2 separate regions of the Homo sapiens genome follow, and region 2 is linked to region 1. The links are chromatin loops, found by intact Hi-C in ENCODE. Cell type or tissue: ascending aorta. All regions are shown on one strand. Each heading gives the region's core, and the rest is flanking DNA. Links, peaks and the distances in the headings are about the cores only. Region 1 overlaps NTN4 (netrin 4). Region 2 has its middle 57 kb from the start of USP44.

Evidence for each region. Peaks named below come from ENCODE experiments on the same cell type or tissue, not always from the same donor. Only the 100,000 strongest peaks of a DNase experiment are listed, where the experiment ranks them.
Region 2: a loop joins it to region 1, with 5 times the contacts of the local background. A loop is called at or near these places in 3 of 110 quality-filtered maps.

Annotation. Positions count from the first base shown.
Region 1 is chr12:95,698,222-95,703,221 of GRCh38, forward strand. All of the region lies in intron 5 of NTN4 (netrin 4), which reads right to left. Among named protein-coding and RNA genes, the nearest start is that of NTN4, 90 kb to the right of the region's middle. RefSeq lists enhancers at 2,101-2,170, 2,221-2,270. In ascending aorta, for the core only: no CTCF peak of the experiment used is centred there; a DNase peak (open chromatin) is centred at 2,250; H3K4me3 peaks cover 1,429 bases; H3K27ac peaks cover 3,565 bases.
Region 2 is chr12:95,600,234-95,616,565 of GRCh38, forward strand. No RefSeq gene overlaps it. Among named protein-coding and RNA genes, the nearest start is that of USP44, 57 kb to the left of the region's middle. RefSeq lists enhancers at 10,931-11,499, 11,500-12,068, 14,757-15,384. In ascending aorta, for the core only: no CTCF peak of the experiment used is centred there; DNase peaks (open chromatin) are centred at 5,870, 8,188 and 8,589; H3K4me3 peaks cover 601 bases; H3K27ac peaks cover 3,608 bases.

The DNA of each region.
Region 1 (5,000 bases), core at 1-5,000:
TTGTAAAATAGAAAATATAGCACATAAAGCTATAACTTAGCACATAAACATTGCTAAATTACCTACCACGAGGTCTGGTCCATGACAGCCATTCACCAAATGCTCATTCTCTTCTTTATGCACCTTCTAATTTTGTCCAGACCTTCTGAAGATTTTGATATTTTCTAATTGTTTGCTTGATTATTACATGTCCTCATCAAAAGTAGAATGGTATACTATTTATTTATTCAGTGAATTACTGCATTCCACTTTCTTCTTGGAAGACATTTTAGAGAATTTCATGACCTTGTCCACTTCTCTTCCCAAATGTGACTGATTTTTATTATCCATCAATTTGTAAAGTTTTGGCTGGGTGTAGTGGCTCCAGCCTGTAATCCCAGCACTTTAGGAGGCCAAGGTGGGAGGATCACTTGAGCTCAGGAGTTCAAGACCAGCCTGGGGAACATAGTGAGACCCTGTCTATACTAAAAATAAAAAATTAAAAAATTAGCTGGGCATGATGGCACATGCCTGTAGTCCCAGCTACTCAGAAGGCTGAGGCAGGAGAATTGCTTGAGCCCAGGAGTTTGAGGCTGCAATGAGCCATGTTCATGACACTGCACTCCAGCCTGTGCGATAGAGTGAGACTCTGCCTCAAAAAAAAAATAAAATAAAAAATAATCGTAGCTTCTCTTTTTTTGATGAATTTCAATATGTGTTATTTAATCTTTTTAAAGGATTGCCTTAGTATGATTATTATGTTATGACATATCTATTTTCTCTATTTCTCTCACTTCTTAAACTCTGGTTTTACTTCTTGGATTAAAAAAAAAAAAAAAAGCTGAGATTAAAGTTTCCCAACTATTACTGCCAAGTTACTGTTCTATTTAAAGTGTGGTTTCCACAAACAGTTACTTCATATTGATTCTATGCTGGAATCATTCACAGTTGCTTTCAATATAAAACAAGGATGTCTATGTTGTTTATATGGTATAAAATGAACTCACGTGACTTTGCCAAACCTACAATTTGAAAGAAAAAGCCCACAAGTTACTATTTGAAGAGACCTCAATAACCTTTGGGAAGGAATGGACTGGTTCACAGGCACGAGAATAAACAAATGAAAGGTGCTTATGTTTTCTTACATGTGTAATTGTGGTAAGGTATTCTGGATTTAATTAGTGTAAAAATTGTACTTGAAAGATAGACTGAAATGGAAGCATCACTATACAGGAGGTAAAATGAAATAACTGTTTAAGAGAGATCAGTGCAAACGGAAATGCAGAGACTCTTCCTGAGAGCATCATGAGAAGGGGCTATTTGAGTAGAATGTGAAGAATGGCAATAGAGACTGAGGCAAGAGAGTCATCCACCCAAAGCACCTGCATCTCCAACAGCTGAGTAGTTTTCACCTAAGCCAGAAAGAAGGAAAAAAAAAAAAAGATCTGGATGATATAACCCTTTCTTTACAAAGATAGCTGGTTCATTTGGGTAGGTAGCCATGAAACCAGATGCTATCTTGGTAAATGCTTGGTTTGGGTTTTAGGGCAGAGAGACCAAGTTTATTTTTATTCACTCTGTGCTAAAGGGCAATTGACTACATTTATTTTGGCCCATCAGGGAGGAAGGAAGGGCATGCCAATCTTTCAAGAGGTTGTTTACTTTGACAGAGAATGAATTCTGCTTTCTTTTCCATTTTCTGATTTTCCTTTTAATATGGAGAAAGACTATGTAATAGTTTAAAATATGTGTCTTGGCATAAAAGTCAATAAATTTATTGTAAAGGAATTAACTGGTTGTTTCCTAAAAGGAGTTAATTCTGTTCTACAGGCATTTCTTTAAACACCTGTTTCAAACAGTGTATTCTTCTAAAGTGAGGATTTTTTTTTTTTTTTTTTTTTTTTTTTTTTTTTTTACTTAGGGTCTCAGTCTGCCACCCTGGTTGTGTAGTGCAGTGGTGTGATCATGGCTCACTGCAGCCTCAAACTCCTGGGCACAAGTGGTCCTCCTGCCTGAGCCTCCTGAGTTGCTGGGACTACAAGTGCATACCATCATGCTCAGCTAATTAATTTTTTTTTAAAGAGAGCTTATGCTAGAGACAAGACTGCTATAAGCAGTGGTTTTCAAATGCTGAGCCAAGAGGCCAAAAGGCTGAATCAGAGTCACCAACGATGCTTTTTAAAGGAATGCAGATTTCTGTCCGGACGCCCTGTTGGAGATTCTGATTCAGTGTATTCTGGGCAGGACTCTAAGATTGCACATTTTGAGTAAGTGCTCCCTGGTGATTCTGACCCACAGCCAGGTTTGGGAACCAATGACTTGAGGTGAGAGAAGTGGGGCTGTGAAAGTGGAGGCAAGACCTTGTCCAAACCGTTCTACTTTTGACTCAGAGTCTGAGTCTGACTTCCTGATGAAAAATGACCTGAGAGTTTGAAACTGGCCGTGGTGAGAATGTTTCAACCACAGAAATTGCTAAATGGTGTGAATCAGGTCAGGGTTCCCTCCCACCACGAACCCTGCCGCAAAAGCCAGTACACAATTATCTAGGAAGGTTATTCTCTTTTTTCTTTCTTTCTTTTTCTTTTCTTCCCTTTCTTTTTTCTTTCTTTCTTTCTTTTTTTTTTTTTTTTTGAGACAGAGTCTCCCTCTGTTGCCCAGGTTGGAGTGCAGTGGTGCAATCTTGGCTCATTGCAACTTCTGCCTCCTCGGTTCAAGTGATTCTCCTGCCTCAGCCTCCCAAGTAGCTGGGACTACAGGCGCCCTCCACCATTCCCAACTAATTTTTGTATTTTTAGTAGAGACAGGGTTTCACCATGTTGGCTAGGCTGGTCTTGAACTCCTGACCTCAGGTGATCTGCCCACTTGGCCTCCCAAAGTGCTGAGATTACAGGTGTGAGCCACCACCCCTGCTGTCACATTTTAAAAATATGCCTGCTATAGAAAAATCTACCTGTGTTATAGGTTACCAAAGTCACATAGGTGACTTTAAAGGTTTCAAGTGAGTTACTCTAAAAGAGACTATCCACTTTTTGAACAGAGAGATGAGATTCCTCAAAGTACCTCAGTACACAGTGAGAATTACATTCCCCTTTTTCCTTCTGTGCCTGAGCAACGAGTCACTTTGAGCCTCCATTTCTGTTCTCAGCCCTAGGTTCAGCTGGAGAGATTCATGTTTTCCCTTGTGTTTACAGACCTTAAATGCACTGTCCTTTCAAAAATTTTTTTTTCCTAAGCTGTAGAAATAAATTCAGTTTCAGTGATCTCCCCAGTCTTAAAAAAACAAACAACATCCCTGGAATCCTCAGAAGTGATTTCTTGGCATGGTAATGTGTAGTTGATTGTGCTGGGTCCAACAGTAGACTCTGATTAAGGTTGAAATAAAGAGGAAGTGAGAACAGGGATGATTTAATTGCTCACAAGAAATAAATCTATTGGCTAGAAGATTTGGTTCAGGGCCTCGTTTCTTCAGGTTTGATGAATTTATAACCATTAAGTAAAAATGTACACATAAAACCATAGCATTTAGCATGGTGCTTCTCAGGAGAGTGGGAGGAAAAATCTCCTAGAACATTCGTGGAACCAGTAAGTCCTTGGCTTAACCTGGCAGGAAACTAGCTACCTAACTGCAAACAAAACCCCAAGATTAATGCCATCAATATTTGTTGAATGAATCAACATGCCCAGGTACGTATTTTATTACATGTATCATAGATGCTGTGAGGAAGAACATCATCAATTTGTTTCATTTTCTAGATCAACTCATTAAAAATGACTGAGATTAGAAAGCTGGACAAACTGGCTGGGCGCGGTGGCTCACGCATGAAATCTCAGCACTTTGGGAGGCCGAGGAAGGTGAATCACTTGAGGTCAGGAGTTCGAGACCAGCCTGGCCAACATAGGGAAACCCCGTCTCTACTAAAAATACAAAAATTAGCTGGGTGTGGTGACGAGCACCTGTAATCCCAGCTGCTCGGGTGGCTGAGGCAGGAGAATCATTTGAACCTAAGAGGCAGAGGTTGTAGTGAGCCAAGATTGCGCCATTGCACTCCAGCCTGGGCAACAGGGAGAGACTCCGTCTCAAAAGAACAAAAAAAAAACAAAAAAAAAGAAAAAAAAAAAAAGAAATCAGGACAAACTGTATTTCAGCAATTTTACAGGAAAAAACAGAAACAGCCATCTAAGAAGTAGGGAGGGATCTTTTCAAGGAAGTCTTCCCTAAATTGTCCTCACTCACCCCCACACTCTCCCTAAGGCACTTGCTGTATCTTTTTCATTGCACTTTCCTCTTGTAAAATGGGTGGTAATAATGTTACCTACATTGAAGTGCTTTAGTGAAAGTTAAAAAAGTGAAAACATACACAGCCCTTTGAATAGTGACCAGAAAATAGTATGCACTCAATATACGTCAGCAATTACTATGATATTGTCATCATCATCACCACCACAGAGTACTGAAATGATCTATTATTATACATTTCTCCTCATCTAGAATGTAACATCTCTTAGGGAAGATCTTCTGATTTTCACAGACTTAATGTTGGCACAGGGGAAGCACTCAATAAATGTTTTCTGAACTAAACTGAGCTACAACTTATGTGCTTCTAGTAAATTTATCTCAACTGTTGCTTCAGGTTTTCAATGGTTTTTTTTTTTTTTGGTTTTTTTTTTTTTTGAGACATAGTCTTGCTCTGGAGGCTCCCAGGCTGGAGTGCAATGGCGCAATCTTGGCTCACTGCAACCTCTGCCTCCCAGGTGCGAGCGATTCTCCTGCCTCAGCCTCCTAAGCAGGTGGGATTACATGTGCCTGCCACCATGCCTGGCTAATTTTGTATTTTTAGTAGAGACGGAGTTTCACCATGTTGGCCAGGCTGGTCTCGAACTCCTGACCTCAGGTGATCCACCGGCCTTGGCCTCCCAAAGTGCTGGGATTACAGGTGTGAGCCACCACCCCTGGCCCAGTTCTAACTTTTGAGAAGATAAAAACTGGAAAAGAAGAGAGAGAAGAAGAAAAGGGCTGTCAT
Region 2 (16,332 bases), core at 5,701-10,700, 92 kb before region 1:
TCTTCTACCTTATCTCCAAGATTTCCAGGTTTCTTTTACATTGTGAAGCTGAGATTTGATCATGTTCCTTGTAATAGGATTATTTTTACTATTTCTGCTGACTTTCCTTTTTCTCCTTTTTTTAAAGAAAATAATTTTTATTATAAAATTTTCCTGTAATTGACAGTAGCATATAATTAACTTTGCACAAGTCATATCCCCTCTGCAGCAGATTGAACCACATCTCCTGATATTCATAACCCTCTGCAGTCTTCTCTTGAATCTGGGCTGGCCGTGAGGCCTGCTTTAACCAACAGAACACAGAGGAAGGCTTAAGCCTTAAGAAGACCTAGCAGCTTTCTCGGGGAAGCCAGCTGCCATGTAATATGTCCATCCTAAGACCGCCATGCTGTGAGCAGTTGTCCTCCACATGGCCTCTCCACGAGCCCAACCTAGCCACACGGAGAAGCCATGTGGTGGAGAACAAAGTCCCTGGCCAACAGCCTCAGCCGATCTTCCAACGGACAGCTAGCACCCACTGGCCTGGCTATGAATGAGGCCATCTTGGAAGTAGATTGTCTAGTCATAGTTGCGCCATCCCAGCTGCTGCCATGTGGAGCAGTGACAAGCTCTCCTTGCCAAGCCCTGCACAAATTGAAGAATTGTGAACAAATCATTTCTTTAAGACAGTATTTTTTGGAGTAATTTGTGAAATACCCAGAAATAATTGAAACACTCTCTCTGGGCGAGGCTTTCTTTTTTTCACCTGTAAAGTGAATTAGTTGGACAAGTTAATCTCTACCTCTTATAACCTATTAGAGTGTAGTCTGTGTTGTTCCATTGCTGCTCAACTTCTGCCCACAACCTGATACTGGTCCTGTATCTTCTTATTTGATACTAACTTGTGACTAGGCTTGTTGAAATTTATTGTCTTTTTCTCCCCTTTAGATTAAGTCTCTAACTCGCCAGAATCATTTTAAATCGGTATTTTAGGTGCTGATTTCCATCCTACAGTGTGTTAATACTGCTCCCAGCTTGGTGATGTGTCCACTTTATGAGCTTGCCTTCTCCTCCATCATTTCCTTCAGAAATCTCACAGCTGTGTTCTCACAGCTGGACTGGCAGATTCGCTGTCCTTTTTGGCCCTCAGAAAATCTTATTGGCATAGTTTCTAGGATTCAAAACTCTGAAACTTGCCTTTCCGACCCATTTTGCTGTTTCTGGCTCAAGCATATTCCCAAATTGGTCTCTTTTTCCAAGATATAGCATGCCCATTCCTGTGAATTTCTTGTGAATAACATGTGCTATTAGGAAGTTAATGAGAAAAATACTTTTCTTTTTTGGTGGAGTCTTGGCTCAGAATATTCCTGAAGTAATCATCATCAATTAACTATGCCTCAAGACTTCTGTGATAGGGATGTAAAGCCAATAATTCTTTTTTACATCACGTTGAATTCATGTCTCAGAATATTGCAGCACATCTGTTCTTGAGCTGAATTTATTCCAGAAGGAACATGTTTCCTAATAAATATTGTCCAGTCATTTTTGAAGGACCTTTAAGCTCGGAGAGCATTAAAGTAATTGATTCTCAGCATTTTTCAAACTACTTTCAGGTTTAGCCACTGCTGGCCATCTGTTTATTCAGTTTAGAAGGAGTTCCAAACATAGCCTAGAGTCATCATGAGTAATCTTAACAGGCTCACTGGAGCATATGCCATAACTCCCATCTTCCTAGGATTTCAAAAAATGCTGTTGAAAAGAACTGCATGCCTTTTAGGGCCCACCTCTCCTTTCTTGCAGATGATAGACTATCTAGGAGCTAAACATGTTACCTGACGCAACAACAAAATAGAAGCGTTGATCTATGGGGCAGGCAGACTGTAAGGTTCACGCAACACAAATTCCCATGGTGCAAGGTTACTAGTTCTAGGGCAGAAGGCCACTGTTTTTCCAACTCACCCCTCAACCCACTCCAATTGGAAAAGCACTCATTGTCACAGGCCCCTTAAACATTTGCCTAAACACTTTCTGGGGTAATATGATTTACCCCAGAGATCATGACTCTGTGCTTTCCTACGTAGTGGGTCTTTTTTTGTTTTTTGTTCAGCATCCTTTCTCTTCAGAAGTGTCTTTCCTCTACATCCTGTGATTCTGATGGGCTACAATTCCCAGGCTTCACTTATTTCACTATAGTAACAGCACATGATCCAGGCTTGACCAGTCATGGTAACTTCTTCGTCTGGACACCGGTATTGGTTCAGGTTGGCAATTGATCCAAGCAGGGCCAATCAGAGACTTGGCTGAACTGATAGATGGATGATGGTGGAAGATTCCTCTGCAGAAGATGCTACATTAGAATGCAGCATGCAACCACACATAGTAATTGTCCTAAGCCACATGGAGTCTGCCTTATATTAAGAGAAAACTAGGCTGGGCGCAGTGGCTCATGCCTGTAATCCCAGCACTTTGGGAGGCTGAGGCGGGTGGATCATGAGTTCAGGAGATTGAGACCATCCTGGCTAATACAGTGAAACCCCGTCTCTACTAAAAATACAAAAAATTAGCCGGGCGTGGTGGTGGGCACCTGTAGTCCCAGCTACACGGGAGGCTGAGACAGGAGAATGGCGTGAACCCAGGAGGCGGAGCTTGCTATGAGCTGAGATCGCGCCACTGCAATTCCAGCCTGGGCGACACAGTGAGACTCCGTATCAAAAATAAATAAATAAATAAATAAATAAATAAATAAATAAATAAATAGAAAACTAACACATGGGAGCCGAGTGGAAACAGAGAAGATGAGAAGTGCCAATGTTGGTCTGACCCCTGGATACAGCTATATTTGAACTTCTAAGATATTCATTTACTTTTTTACTTTAGCGCATTTAAGTTGTGTTTGTCTCATTTGCAATCCAAGAGTCATCATTAACAGCAACGTAGTCTTTAAGAAAAATGTATGCAACCTTAAAAATAGCTTCCTTCTTAGAAATGTAAATCACAGTTGTTGAAACTTTAGAACAGGTTTTCATATAATTTGGTAATTTTTTGGAAGGTGAGAATTTTTTAGAGGCGAGAGTGGTTTCCTTAATCCAGGCAGGTGGTGCCTTGTCTGACAAGATTCTCCATCCAAATCTTTCAAAAAAATGTATTGTGACCTACTGGGAAGTTTTAGTTCAGGGAATAGAGTTGTTGCTTCACTCTGTCCCAAAATATTAGGAATACAGGACCCAAGGAAATAACTGAAATGAAGGAACTGTGGCCCATGTATCTCTTTAGGAATGCCTGTTGATTTTAAGATCTACTGACGATATGATGGATGAATCCACTGAGCTTAAGCTATTTTCTGTTGGGTGTGTTGGGAGAAGTGAAAAGGACGCTTTAAGCACAGACAATCAGTAGTTTCATTTTTAGTTTGTCTCTCACTCCAAGCTTTGTAATTAAGCATTTTTATCTTTACAAAGCCCACTGGCATCATCCGCTTTAAGATTTTCTAAGATGTTTCGGAATGTCTCCTTCTTCCTACTTCTTCCCTTTCCTCCTTTTTACTTTAATTTTGTCTTTTCACTTTGATTTTGTCTTTTCACTTTGATAAGTGATTTTCAGTTTAAATTTTATCTGTATTTTATATTTTAAGTTATGTTAAACATATTTTGGAGGTACACCAAATACACACATACATACTAGATAGGGCTGGAGACTTCTGGCAAACTAGGTGGAAATATTGATGAAATTATGCGTTGCATTTGGACTCAACTTTATCCTCTAAAAATCAACAAGCACATTAGAGAACTTAGTAAAATTGATCCTTTTGATAAGTATACTATATTATTATTGAGCAGCTGTGTGTAAGGAATTATGCCAAATATTGAGAATGAGAAGAAGAAAATGATTTGATTCTCTGCCCTTGAGGAATCTATGATGGGAAACAGATTCAATGTCCCAGAAAGGCAGAAGGAATGCTTCTTCTATTAGGCTCACATTACACCTGTCTTGATTATAGCATATATCATAATTATTTCTTTAGGTATTCATGTCTTCCTTTGGAATAAAAACTCTATGTTGAGCCAATTGGCTGTCTTCTTCATTTTTATATTCTCTGTGCCTAATATTGTCCCTGACACAGTAGTTATGTTTTTATTTTTTTGAGATAGGATCTTATTCTGTTGCCCAGGCTGAAGTGCAGTGGTGTGATCTTGGCTCACTGTAGCCTCGACCTCCTTGGCTCAAGAAATCCTCCCACTTCAGCCTCCCGAATAGCTGGGACCACGGGCTTGTGCCACCACACCTGGCTAGTTTTTATATTTTTTATAGAGACAGTGTTTTGTCATATTGCCCAGGCTAGTCTCAAATGCCTGAGCTCGAGTAATCTGCTTGCCTCAGCTTCCCAAAGGGCTGGGATTACAGGCGTGAGCCACTGTGCCCAGCAGTAGTTACTTAATAAAAGCTTGATGTCGATGCAGTTAATGGAATGTGCAACTCAAACTGACTTTAAAAATGAGGAAGTCTGCCAGGCGCAGTGGCTCACGCCTGTAATCCCAGCACTTTGGGAGGCCAAGGCGGGCAGATCACGAGGTCAGGAGTTTGAGACCAGCCTGACCAACATGGTGAAACCCCGTCTCTACTAAAAATGAAAAAATTAACTGGGCATGGTGGCAGGCACCTGTAATCCCAGCTACTCAGGAGGCTGAGACAGGAGAATCTCTTGAACCCGGGAGGCACATGTTACAGTGAGCCGAGATGGCACCACTGCACTCCAGCCTGGGTGACAGAACAAGACTCTGTCTCTAAAAAATAAATAAAATAAGAAGGATGTAGTTTCCAATACTGACCCAGATGCTGCTATAGAGAATAATGGACACAAAAGATCCTCCCAGACAACAGAATTGGGGGTGATCATGTGGGTCAACCAAGGAACTTACTCTCTGCCAGGACAGGGAATCTTTGCAGCTTCTGCTCATTAGGATTTTACAGTTGCTGAGGATGAGTGACAGCTGTATGTTTCCCATTCTTCCCTTGTCTGACCTGGAGTTTTACTTGTGGTTATCCTGTCTTTGTCACAGAAGTGGAGAGTGGATGTTTAGTAGATGAGTCACTTCTCCAAAAGGAACCACATCCAAACTCGATGGAGAGGTCTTGGACTCTGCGAGGTAACTGGGTAGGACTTTGGATTGGTTTCCTTGGGAAGGAGATGAATGTGTTCTTATGTCTCAGAAGGGTATGCATTGATTCTTGGGTGGCCAGAAAGGTGGTCTATAGAACCTGCTAATTGGCCTCTGATATCCGTTCTCTCAATCTCTCTCTCTCTCTCTTTTTTTTTTTTTTAATTTGAGACAGTCTTGCTGTGTTGCCTAGGCTGGAGTGCAGTGGTGTGATCGTGGCTCAGTGCAACCTCTGCCTCCTGGGTTCAAGGGATTCTCATGTCTCAGCCTCCCAACTAACTGGGACTACAGGCATGTGCCACCATGCCCGCCTAATTTTTGTATTTTTAGTAGAGAGGGGGCTCACCATGTTGGCCAGGCTGATCTTGAACTCCTGGCCTCAAGTGATCTGGCCTCAGCCTCCCAAGTGCTGGGATTACAGGTGTGAGCCACTGCGCCTGGCCCCAGCTAATTTTTTAATTTTTGTAGAGGTGGGGTTTTGCCATGTTACCCAGGCTGATCTGGAACTCCTCAAGCAATCCACCCACCTCGGTCTCCTAAAGTTCTGGGATTATGGTGTGAGCCACCATGCCCAGCCAAGTAAACATTTTCTTAGAGCCAGATAGGAAATATTTTGCCATGAAAGTCATAGGGTCTCTGTCCCAGTGACTCAATTCTGACCTTGTAGCTCCAAAGCAGCCATTGACAAGACTTCTACAATGGATGTGGCCGTATTCCAGTAAAATTTTATTTGCCAAAACCGGTGCCTGCTAACTATAGTTTGTTTATCTCTGTATCTCTGCTCTGGTGGAACAATAACATTCATGAACTCTGGTTCTCTGGATGCCCTGGAAAGAGAACTGCCCTACATTCCAGATCACCTACTAACTCAGATGTCTATGTGAAGGAAAAATAAGGCGTTTTGTTTTTGTTTTTTTTTGTTTGTTTTGTTTTTTGTTTTTGACAGGATCTCACACTGTTGTCCAGGCTGGAGTGCAGTGGCAGGATCATAGCCCACCGTAGCCTCAACCTCCCTTGGCTCAGGTGATCCTCCCACCTCAGCTTCCCAAGTAGGTGGGACTACAGGCATATGCCACCATGCCTGGCTGATTTTTTATTTTAAAAATTTTTTGTAGAGACAGTGTATCACCATGTTGCCCAGGCTGGTCTTGAACTCCTGGGCTCAAGCAGTCTTCCTTTCTCAGCCTCCTCAAGTGCTGGGATTACAGGCATGAGCCACTGTGCCCAGCCTGAGAAATAAGTTTTTAACTCTTATGTAAGTCACTGTTATTTTGGATTCTGTTAAGGTGTTCAAACCAATATCGTAATGCAACTGTATCTTCTGGTGAGAAGTATCTAAATATGGATGATCACAGTTCCCTGGGAGTGTTATTACTTTATTTTAGTCACTAATCTAGTTCTAGAAAAAAGAGTGATGATTGGGAAACTCATCTTTTCAAAATCCTGTAGCAAGTCTGACATGGTACTGATGTGGCACTATATCCCTTGATTCTGAAGATGCCAGTTGGAAGCAGCAACCAAAGATAACGTTTCTTTGCTTTTGTTGTTAACCTGAAGTCATTGTAAAGAAGTTGAATGACCTCTTGACATTTAGGAGATGTTAAATGACCTCAGAGCCAGTTTTTCACTAGTAAGGATATAATAAATAACTTGAATTTCACTAAATGCAAGTTAGTTGCAGGTTCCAACCTGCAATTCTGGTTAAACATAAATATCCTAAAGGCAGTATACTTGTAAAGAAAATTTCCATATATTGCATAACGTATTCACACTTTGCCCATCATTCAAGGCATTGCATGTGCTATTGTCAACTTCCCTAACCACCTTTTAAATTTATCATCAACATAAAATTAAGAAGAATAGTGAAATTCTTTTCATATTGATGACAGTCCACTATTTTCTACAGAGCAAGATAATCAAAACAAAATAATTGGTCATTTTGAAGAAGAAATTTACTGAATGAAGCAGTTGGAAAGAATGGATTACAGTTGTTTTTGAGAAAGTTTACATTAATTGTTCACATTAAAAATATATCTTCCAAGTATCTTCTCTGCTTTCCTTAGTCGTTTTAGCAAAGGCATCTGTGTTTATTTATTTACCTAATAAGTAGTTATTCTCTAAATTCTTACCTCTAAGTTCTCTAACTTATTCTTTAAGTTCTTGTCTCTAAGAACATTTATTTACCTAATTATTTATTCATTTACCTAATGTCATCTTTTGGTCCCATAATTTTAAATAAGTGCAAAGTGATGTTTATACTGCCAGTTTGGAGTTTTGCAGTAGCAGGTGTGATTGTCTTATAAAACTCTTTTGATATAGCCAATGTCATGTTCCTTATTCGTGTGTTATTTTCGAAATGTATTCAAGGCAGCACCCCCGAGACAGCTGTGACAATAATGCCCCCCCCCCCATGACAACAGAGGAACTGTGCCAAAGCTCAGCAAAACAAAATTTACTTGGCAGGGGAGAGAGTTTAGAGGCTTTTCACAGCTCTTTGGAAATGCTAATAAGGTCTCAACCTTGAACCATGTTTGCTTTTTATCTGGGAAACCCTTTCCAGTTACAATAGCATTGATATACTAAGAGATTCCAAGTTAGGAGTTTATACAGTAGGTTTATGAGACAGGTAATCCAAAAGTCAGGTGCTCCCTCTTCGCTTGGAAGAACAGTGCATTTTGGGACATTTTAAAGCACATTGTCAACTTCTTTGGCCTTTTTTTTTTTTTTTTTTTTTTTTTTTTGAGTTGGAGTCTTTACTCTGTCGCCCAGGCTGGAGCGCAATGGCGCGATCTCGGCTCACTACTACAACCTCTGCTTCCTGGATTCAAGTGATTCTCCTGCCTCAACTTCCTGAGTAGCTGGGATTACAGGTGCGTGCCACCATGCCCAGCTAATTTTTATATTTTTAGTAGAGATGGGGTTCTACCGTGTTGGTCAGGCTGGCCTCGAACTCCTGACCTCGTGATCCACCCACCTCGGCCTCTCAAAGTGCTGGGATTACAAACGTGAGCCACCGCATCTGGCCGGCTCCTTTAACCACTACTTATAACAGGCTCACAGCCTCAAGGTTGGCAGGCTTTACCGCCAGGCGTAATGTTGTGTTAATGTGGGTGAAGTACATTTGCAATGTGCAAATAGTTGACTCACAGCTCTAATTTTGTTCTTCTGAGTAGCTCTTTTAAGCTTCCCTGCCCTTTTTGTCTTATGTTGCTTAGATGACTGGAGAAAAATATTATTATCTGATGGCTCAATTTAAAGACCCACGATTAAACCAACTGAGCTCAGCCTTCACACTCACACCTACCTTTCAATATCTGGCACTAATCTTTTAAATACCTTGTCAGAGGAATACTGTTTCCTGGGTGTGTTCAAACTAGTCATGTTGTTATGTCCCAAAAACAGTGGGATCCTTTTCAGACGAAAAACACATGAAGGCTCAAAGCCAAGCTGCTGCGTAAAAGCTTTCCCTTTCCTTCCTCTGACCCATCCTCTTTGGAATAATTAGATGAATGGTGCTTTTTTCTGTGATTTATCTGTGTTTTTAAAGGCAAAACTCCCATGAAGAGATGGGCTATTAAGAATTCTCACAGTTGGCTGGGCATAGTGGCTCACGCCTGTAATCCCAGCTCTTCTGGAGGCTGAGGAGGGTGGATTGCTTGAGATCAGGAGTTCAAGACCAGCCTGGCCAACATGGTGAAACTCCCGTCTCTACTAAAAATCCAAAATAGCCAGGCTTGGTGGCAGGCGTCTGTAATCCCAGCTACTCAGGAGGCTGAGGCAGGAGGATGGCTTGAACCTGGGAGGTGGAGGTTGCAGTGAGCCAAGATTTTGCCGCTGCACTCCAGCCTGGGCAATGGAGCAAGACTGTCTCAAACGGACAAACCAAAAAAGGATTCCCACAGTGAACACTTTCAACTATTTGTTTGAAAATTTTTATTCCTCTTTTGCTGTGTCTAAAAGACTAAGAATCTTGAGGAGTTATGTATAAAAAGCTCTAACTCTCCTTTTGATAATTTTTAGAGTTAGTAATTTATAGCCTAAAGAATTATATAAGGCTGGGCACAGTGGCTCACACCTGTAATCCCAGCACTTTGGGAGGCTGAGGTGGGCCGATCACTTGAGGTCAGCAGTTTGAGAACAGCCTGACCAACATGGTGAAACCCCATTTCTACAAAAAACAAAACAAAAACAAAAACAAAATTAGCCGGATATGGTGGCACATGCCTGTAATTCCAGCTACTTGGTAGGCTGAGACAGGAGGGAGGCAGAGGTTGCAGTGAGCAAAGATCGCACTACTGCACTCCAGTTTGGGCAACAAGAGTGAAACTTTGTCTCAAAAAAAAGAATATATAAGGTGACATCATTTAGTATAAACACAGATAATATAGGATCTTGGAAAATATGAGTCGTATCAGTACTTAGCAGCAATCAGGTCATTTACTAGTTATGAGTAATTGACTCAAAATGTATCTTTTTCTACAAAAGAAACATTATTATTATGAGTAGGCTGCTTAGCATGCATATTATCATTTATTTAGTACTGAATGTCATAGTGTCTTTCTTTTTATTATTCTCATGTTTCTAAAGCAATAAGAAAAACAGATGGGATAGGCCGGGCGCAGTGGCTCACGCCTGTAATCCCAGCACTTTGGGAGGCCGAGGCGGGCGGATCACGAGGTCAGGAAATTGAGACCATCCTGGCTAACACGGTGAAACCCCGTCTCTACTAAAAATACAAAAAAAATTAGCCGGGCGTGGTGTCAGGCGCCTGTAGTCCCAGCTACTTGGGAGGCTGAGGCAGGAGAATGGCGTGAACCCGGGAGGCGGAGCTTGCAGTGAGCCGAGATCGCGCCACTGCACTCATGACTGGGCAACAGAGCGAGACTCTGTCTCAAAAAAAAAAAAAAAAAAGCAGATGGGATAAAAACAACAGAAGAATATTATCCATGTGTTTATGCAAATAACATGGCTTAAACATTTTGTGATAGCTAAGTTAGTGCTCTGAATAATAATTTGTATGCACTGAGTAGTCAAAATTTAAAAATGTGGAAACTTACATTTACACTGATTTCAAATTAAATTGATTTAGGAACCAAAGTATACTTTCATGATGAAATTATTTTTTAGTGTTTCAACAACTATACCTACCGTTTTTTTCACCCTTTTCTTTTAAAATAAAAATATATGTGTGCATATGTATTTAAATAAAATAATGCTTATTATAGAAAATTTGGAAAAAAAAAAACCCTGAAATTGCATCAGATAATTACTTCTGATAATTAGAACATTTTGACATCAAAATCAGCATAAACTCACGTTTTACTATCTGCTCTTCCTCCCACCATATGTTGATATTTTATACATTTTATTATTTCTTTAAATATTATTTGCTTACATGATTTTGAAGCTTAATCAAATGAACATACCACAATTTATTAAACAAAATTTCTATTGTTGGACATTCAGATTGGGTTCAACTTTTTCTTTTTATAGTAACATTCAGCAGAACACCATTGAACATAAATCTTTGAATGCATGTTGATTATTTCCTTAGGATAAACCCCTAAATCTAAGATTACGGCGACCAGAGTTACTTCAATTTTAACTGGTGAAATAATTTAAAAATTGTTATTTTCTTCTTCTTCTTTCTTCTTTCCTTTTTTTTTTTTTTCTTTTTTGAGATGGGATTTTGCCCAGGTGCTATCTTCGCTCACTGCAACCTCTGCCTCCTGGGCTCAAGGGATTCTCTCGCTTCAGTCCCTCAAGTAGCTGGGACTGCAGGCATGTGCCACCATGCCCCAGCTAATTTTTGCATTTTATGTAGAGACGGGGTTTCACTATATTGGTCAGGCTGGTCTCCAACTCCTGAGCTCAAGTGATCTGCCCATCTTGGCCTCCCAAAGTGCTGGGATTATAGGCATGAACCACCATGCCTGGCCCCCAAAATTGTTATTTTCAAGTCTAAAATTTCTTTCAGCTTCTACATGACAGATAATTCTCCTGACAAAATAGTCTTCCTTTTTAAAAAATGTGAAAGATAGTTTTGACTTGTCCAATAAATGAAGCTTTATCAGTGGTTGTGTGTATGTGATTTTGTGAATTTTTTTTGTTTTTTTGAGACAGAGTTTCACTCTTGTTGGCCAGGCTGGAGTGCAATGGTTCACTGCAACCTCTGCCTCCCAGGTTCAAGCGATTCTCCTGCCTCAGCCTCCGAGTAGCTGGGATTACAGGCATGCACCAGCATGCCCAGCTAATTTTGTGTTTTTAGTAGAGACGGGGTTTCACCATGTTGGTCAGGCTGGTGTCGAACTCCTGACCTCAAGTGATACACCTGCCTCAGCCTCCTAAAGTGCTGGGATTACAGGTGTGAGCCACTGCACCAAGCTGATTTTGTGAATATTGCAAATGTATTTGTGGAACAAAATGGCTTGGAGTCCCTCTTAAATGAATGCCCTGTTGTTCTCATCATAGCAATCCACCTACTGCTGTAGGCTTGATGTTATCACTCCTGCCATTCGGGCAGGTGTCTGGAGGGTGGAAGTAGGGACAAAGACCTTAGAAAAGTGGTAGGGTGATGAGAGATAGATTGGGAATTAATAGCAAATCAGGAAAGAAGCAATTAAGTAAATGACGAGAATTGAGGCTGGTTAGAGTAGGTCTGAGAAGCAGAGTAGATACTTTTCTCATTTTAATGAATGCTAATCAGCTGGCCTAGTGAAAACCTCCTCCTGATATGCCAAACACAATGGCTTATGCAAACATTTGATAAAGCATTCTCAGGTGTGTTAGTCATTAAGCCATGACCTTGGGAACAGATTGCATGGCTATATTCCTCAGTCATTTACAGTACACACACAGGTCCATAAATGCAGCTGTGTGAATATAATTAATTACTAACAATTCTTATTTTAGAAGTGGTAGTATCTTGAGAGTAATCCATAGGTAGTGGACAAGAAATAATTAAAAGCTGTTCTGCATTGAGCCTAGCCAGAAGCTCTAAAAGCTATTGTGCTATACTGTCGGAAAAAGGGGAGTTTAATTAATTAATTAATTCATTTATTTATCTTTCTTTTTTTTGAGATGGAGTTTTGCTCTTGTTGCCCAGGCTGGAGTGCAACGGTGTGATCTTGGCTCACCGCAACCTCAGCCTCCTGGGTTCAAGTGATTCTCCTGCCTCAGCCTCCCGAGTAGCTGGGATTACAGGCATGCACCACCACACCCAGCTAATTTTGTATTTTGAGTAGAGGTGGGGTTTCTCCATGTTGGTCAGGCTGGTCTTGAACTCCTGACCTCAGGTGATCCGCCCGCCTCAGCCTCCCAAAGTGCTGGGATTGGGAGTTTTCTTTAAAAGCGATAAAGGACAAGCCCACTGAGAAAGTTATCTGTTGTTACCTAGGATAGTCTTCCTGGTGGTAAAAATCCTTTGGAAACTTTTTTTTTTCTTTTTCTTTTTTGAGACGGAGTTTCGCTCTTGTTGCCCAGGCTGGAGTGTAATGGCTCAATCTTGGCTCACCACAACCTCCGCCTCCCGGGTTCAAGTGATTCTCCTGCCTCAGCCTCCCGAGTAGCTGGGATTACAGGCGCCCACCACCACACTCGGCTAATTTTTGTATTTTTAGTAGAGACAGGGTTTTACCATGTTGGCCAGGCTGGTCTCAAATACCTGACCTTAGGTGATCCACCCGCCTCGGCCTCCCAAAGTGCTAGGATTACAGGTGTGAGCCACCGTGCCTAACCTGGAAACTATTTTCTTCCATCTTAAAATCGAACAGCTGAAATAAATCCGTCCTCCCAAGTTAAAGCATACATCAGGAGGATAATGGGAATCTTGTGAGTCAGAGTTTATCAGAAAGATGAGATGGCCAGGGATGAGGCCAGGCAGGGAGAGGCAATGCTATTAGGACCAACAGATGTAGTCACTGTTGTCACTGACTCTGGTCTTCTGGCCAGGATTGGATCTTTTAGAGCAGCAGTTTCCACATCCAAGCGTCAGACACACTGAGGTGTTAATATCTATTAAGTCAAAATCTTTGGGAACGGGGCTTGAGAATCTTAAAAAAAAAAAAACTTTTCACTGGGTGCAGTGGTTCACACCTGTAATCCCAGCGCTTTGGGAGGCTGAGCGGGGAGGATCAGAATTTTTGGGGGGGCTTTAGCCCAGGAGTTCAAGACCAGCCCTTTTTTTTTTTTTTTTTGTAGAGATGAGGCCTCCCTACGGGCAACATTAGCTGGGCGTGGTGGTGCATACCCCTAGTCCTAGCTATGTGGGAGGATTTCTTGAGCTCAGGAGGTTGAGGCAGCAGTGAGCCATGACTGCATCACTGCACTCCAGCCTGGGTGACAGAGTGAGACCCTGTCTCAAAAAACAAAACAGCAACAGCTTTTCAACTCAGCCAGGTTAGAAGCTACTATCTTGGAGCTTTCCCATTTTCAAGTTGTTAGATCAGTGACTGTGGCCATTTGGCCTAGTGGGGGTTTCTTAAAACAACAGCCTCCAAAGGGAGGATGTTGGAAGAAAACATTAGAAATATTTATATATTTAAAAATCTCATCCTTAGCCAGGAGTGGTGGCTCATGCCTGTAATCCCAGCACTTTGGGAGGCTGAGGCGGGCGGACCACTTGGGGCCAGGAGTTCGAGACCAGCCTGGCCAACATGGAGAAATTCCGCCTCTACTAAAAATACAAAAATTAGCCGGGTGTGGTGGTGGGCACCTATAATGCCAGCTACTTGAGAGGTTGAGGTAGGAGCATTGCTTGAACCCGGGAGGCAGAGATTGCAGTGAGCCAAGATGGCGCCACTGCACTCCAGCCTGGGTGACAGTGTGAGACTCCATCTCAAAAACAAAAACAAAAACAAAAACCTCATCCTTTAAAATGTTCTGTATTTTTATGTTTTATCAAATGCATAATATATGAGGTCATATTATATGATATAATTTAGAAATAAATATACATATAGTGGGATTTGTGCTCAAAATGTTTTATTGGTAGAGTTGAGCAGTCAAAAAAAAAAAAAAGTCTTGGACCCACTACCTTGGAGGGCTTGAAAAATGAAAACTTATCCTTAAGAGGCAGGTATCCAAAAGCGATGTTTGGCCTTCAGAAGTAGATATAATGGACCATATACTTTTAGAGTCACATGACCAACCCAGACAGGACAAAGATAAAATTCCTGGACAGAATAGTGGCTTAGCCACTGATAGCTAGAGAGGCAGCTTGATGTAGCCAAAAGAGAACAGGCTTGGGAGTCAGCACATCTGACCTCAACTTGGAGTTCCGCCACTTCATAGCTGGGTTTCCCTAATCTCAGTCCCAGTTTTCCAATCTGTAAAACAGGAACAGAAACACTTAAGTTGCAGGAACCCCTTGAGAATTAAGTGAGATAATGTATTTAACAGAGGTCAGCATGTAGCTGGTACACTATAGGATGGTAGCTCTTGTTACCAACAGCTATTATTGATGGTACTATAGGTATAGAGGCAGTATAAGGTAGTGGTTGATAGTATGGGTTCTGAATGTCTGAGTTGGAATTTTGGCATGGTCACTCATTAACTGTATTAAATTGGGCCAGCTGATGGTAATAATAATATAATATAATAGTAGTATGATGTCTGGCTCATAATATATGCTTGTTTTTTGTTTGTTTGAGACAGAGTCTCACTCTGTTGCTCAGGCTGGAGTGCAGTGGCACCATCCCGGCTCACTGCAACCTCCACCTCCCGGGTTCAAGTGATTCTCGTGCTTCAGCCTCCCAAGTAGCTGGGATTACAGGCCTGTGCCACCACCCTGGCTAATATTTTGTAATTTTAGTAGAGATGGGGTTTTGCCATGTTGGCCAGGCTGGTCTTGAACTCCTGAGCTCAGGTGATCCGCCCGCCTTGATCTCCCAAAGTGCTAGGATTCACTGCACCCACCCAATATATGCTTAATAAATATTAGCTGCTATCAACCTCATCATCATTGTTATCACCATTATCATCATCATTACATCAGTTTTTGGTTTTTCTTTTTCTTTTTTTCTTTCTTTTTTTTTTTTTGGTGATGTGGTCTCAATCCTGTCTCCCATGCTGGAGTGCAGTGGTGCAATCATGGCTTACTGTAGCCTTGACCTCCATCCCTGGCTCAAGTAACCCTTTCACCTCAGCCCCCCGGAGTAGCTGGGACCACAGGCACATACCACCACGCCTGGCTAATTTTTTTTTTTTTTTTTTTTTTTGTAGAGATGAGGTCTTGCTATGTTGCCCAGTCTGGTCTTAAACTCCTGGGCTCAATGTTTTAATTGTAATGTGAGGCAGTATCAGACTGAATAATCCTGGACCTGCTGAAAAAAGAAAAAAGATAATATGAGGCAGTCAATGATAAATAAATAATTGTAGACATGTGGTTACAATTCTGTTATTAATCACCAAGTAAAATGACAGGGAAATCTGCTGGTATGGTTCCCTGATGGCATCAGTTCCTATACTTTTGTGTACACTAAAATCATCTGTGGGGCTTCTGAAGAAGGCAGCCAAGTCTATTTCCTGAATCAGAATTTTTAGGGTGGAGCTCAGGCAGCTGTGTTTTCCATGAGACAAATGAGTGATTCTTATACATAACAAAGATGAGAACCACTGATTATAGTGTCCTCCTCTCAACAGCTTTAGTTCTCCTCAATTACTTCCAACATTTCCCAAGCCCCAAGAAGCTCATTAAGATAGTGTTATATTACAAGTACCTCCAGGATCCAAATGACCATCTGGCTATTACTTGGTGCTTGGTAGGTTGTATTCTTAATTCAGATGATTAGGCCACTGGATGGAAGTTTTAAAATGCTTTTCTTTCATTTGGGGTTTACATTTTGCTTTTTAATTTTGCTTACCACCATGTCATATACCTTACTGCTCAAGACAAATATTCACAGTCAGAACTGGAAGGGAATTTAGAGTAACTGGTCCAATATCCATATTTTACTGATTTTAAGAATGAGGCTAGGGCCGGGTATGGTGGCTCATGCCTGGAATCCCAGCACTTTGGGAGGCTGAGGCAGGAGGATCGCTTAAGCCTAGGATTTCGAGACTAGCCTGGGCAACATAGTGAGAGCCTGTCTCTATTAAAAATATCTAGTAATTTATTTATTAAAAAAAGAGAAAGAGACTATACTCTTCCCTCTGTTTAGTTAGCACCAAAACCAAGATTAAAATTCAGTTTCTTTCT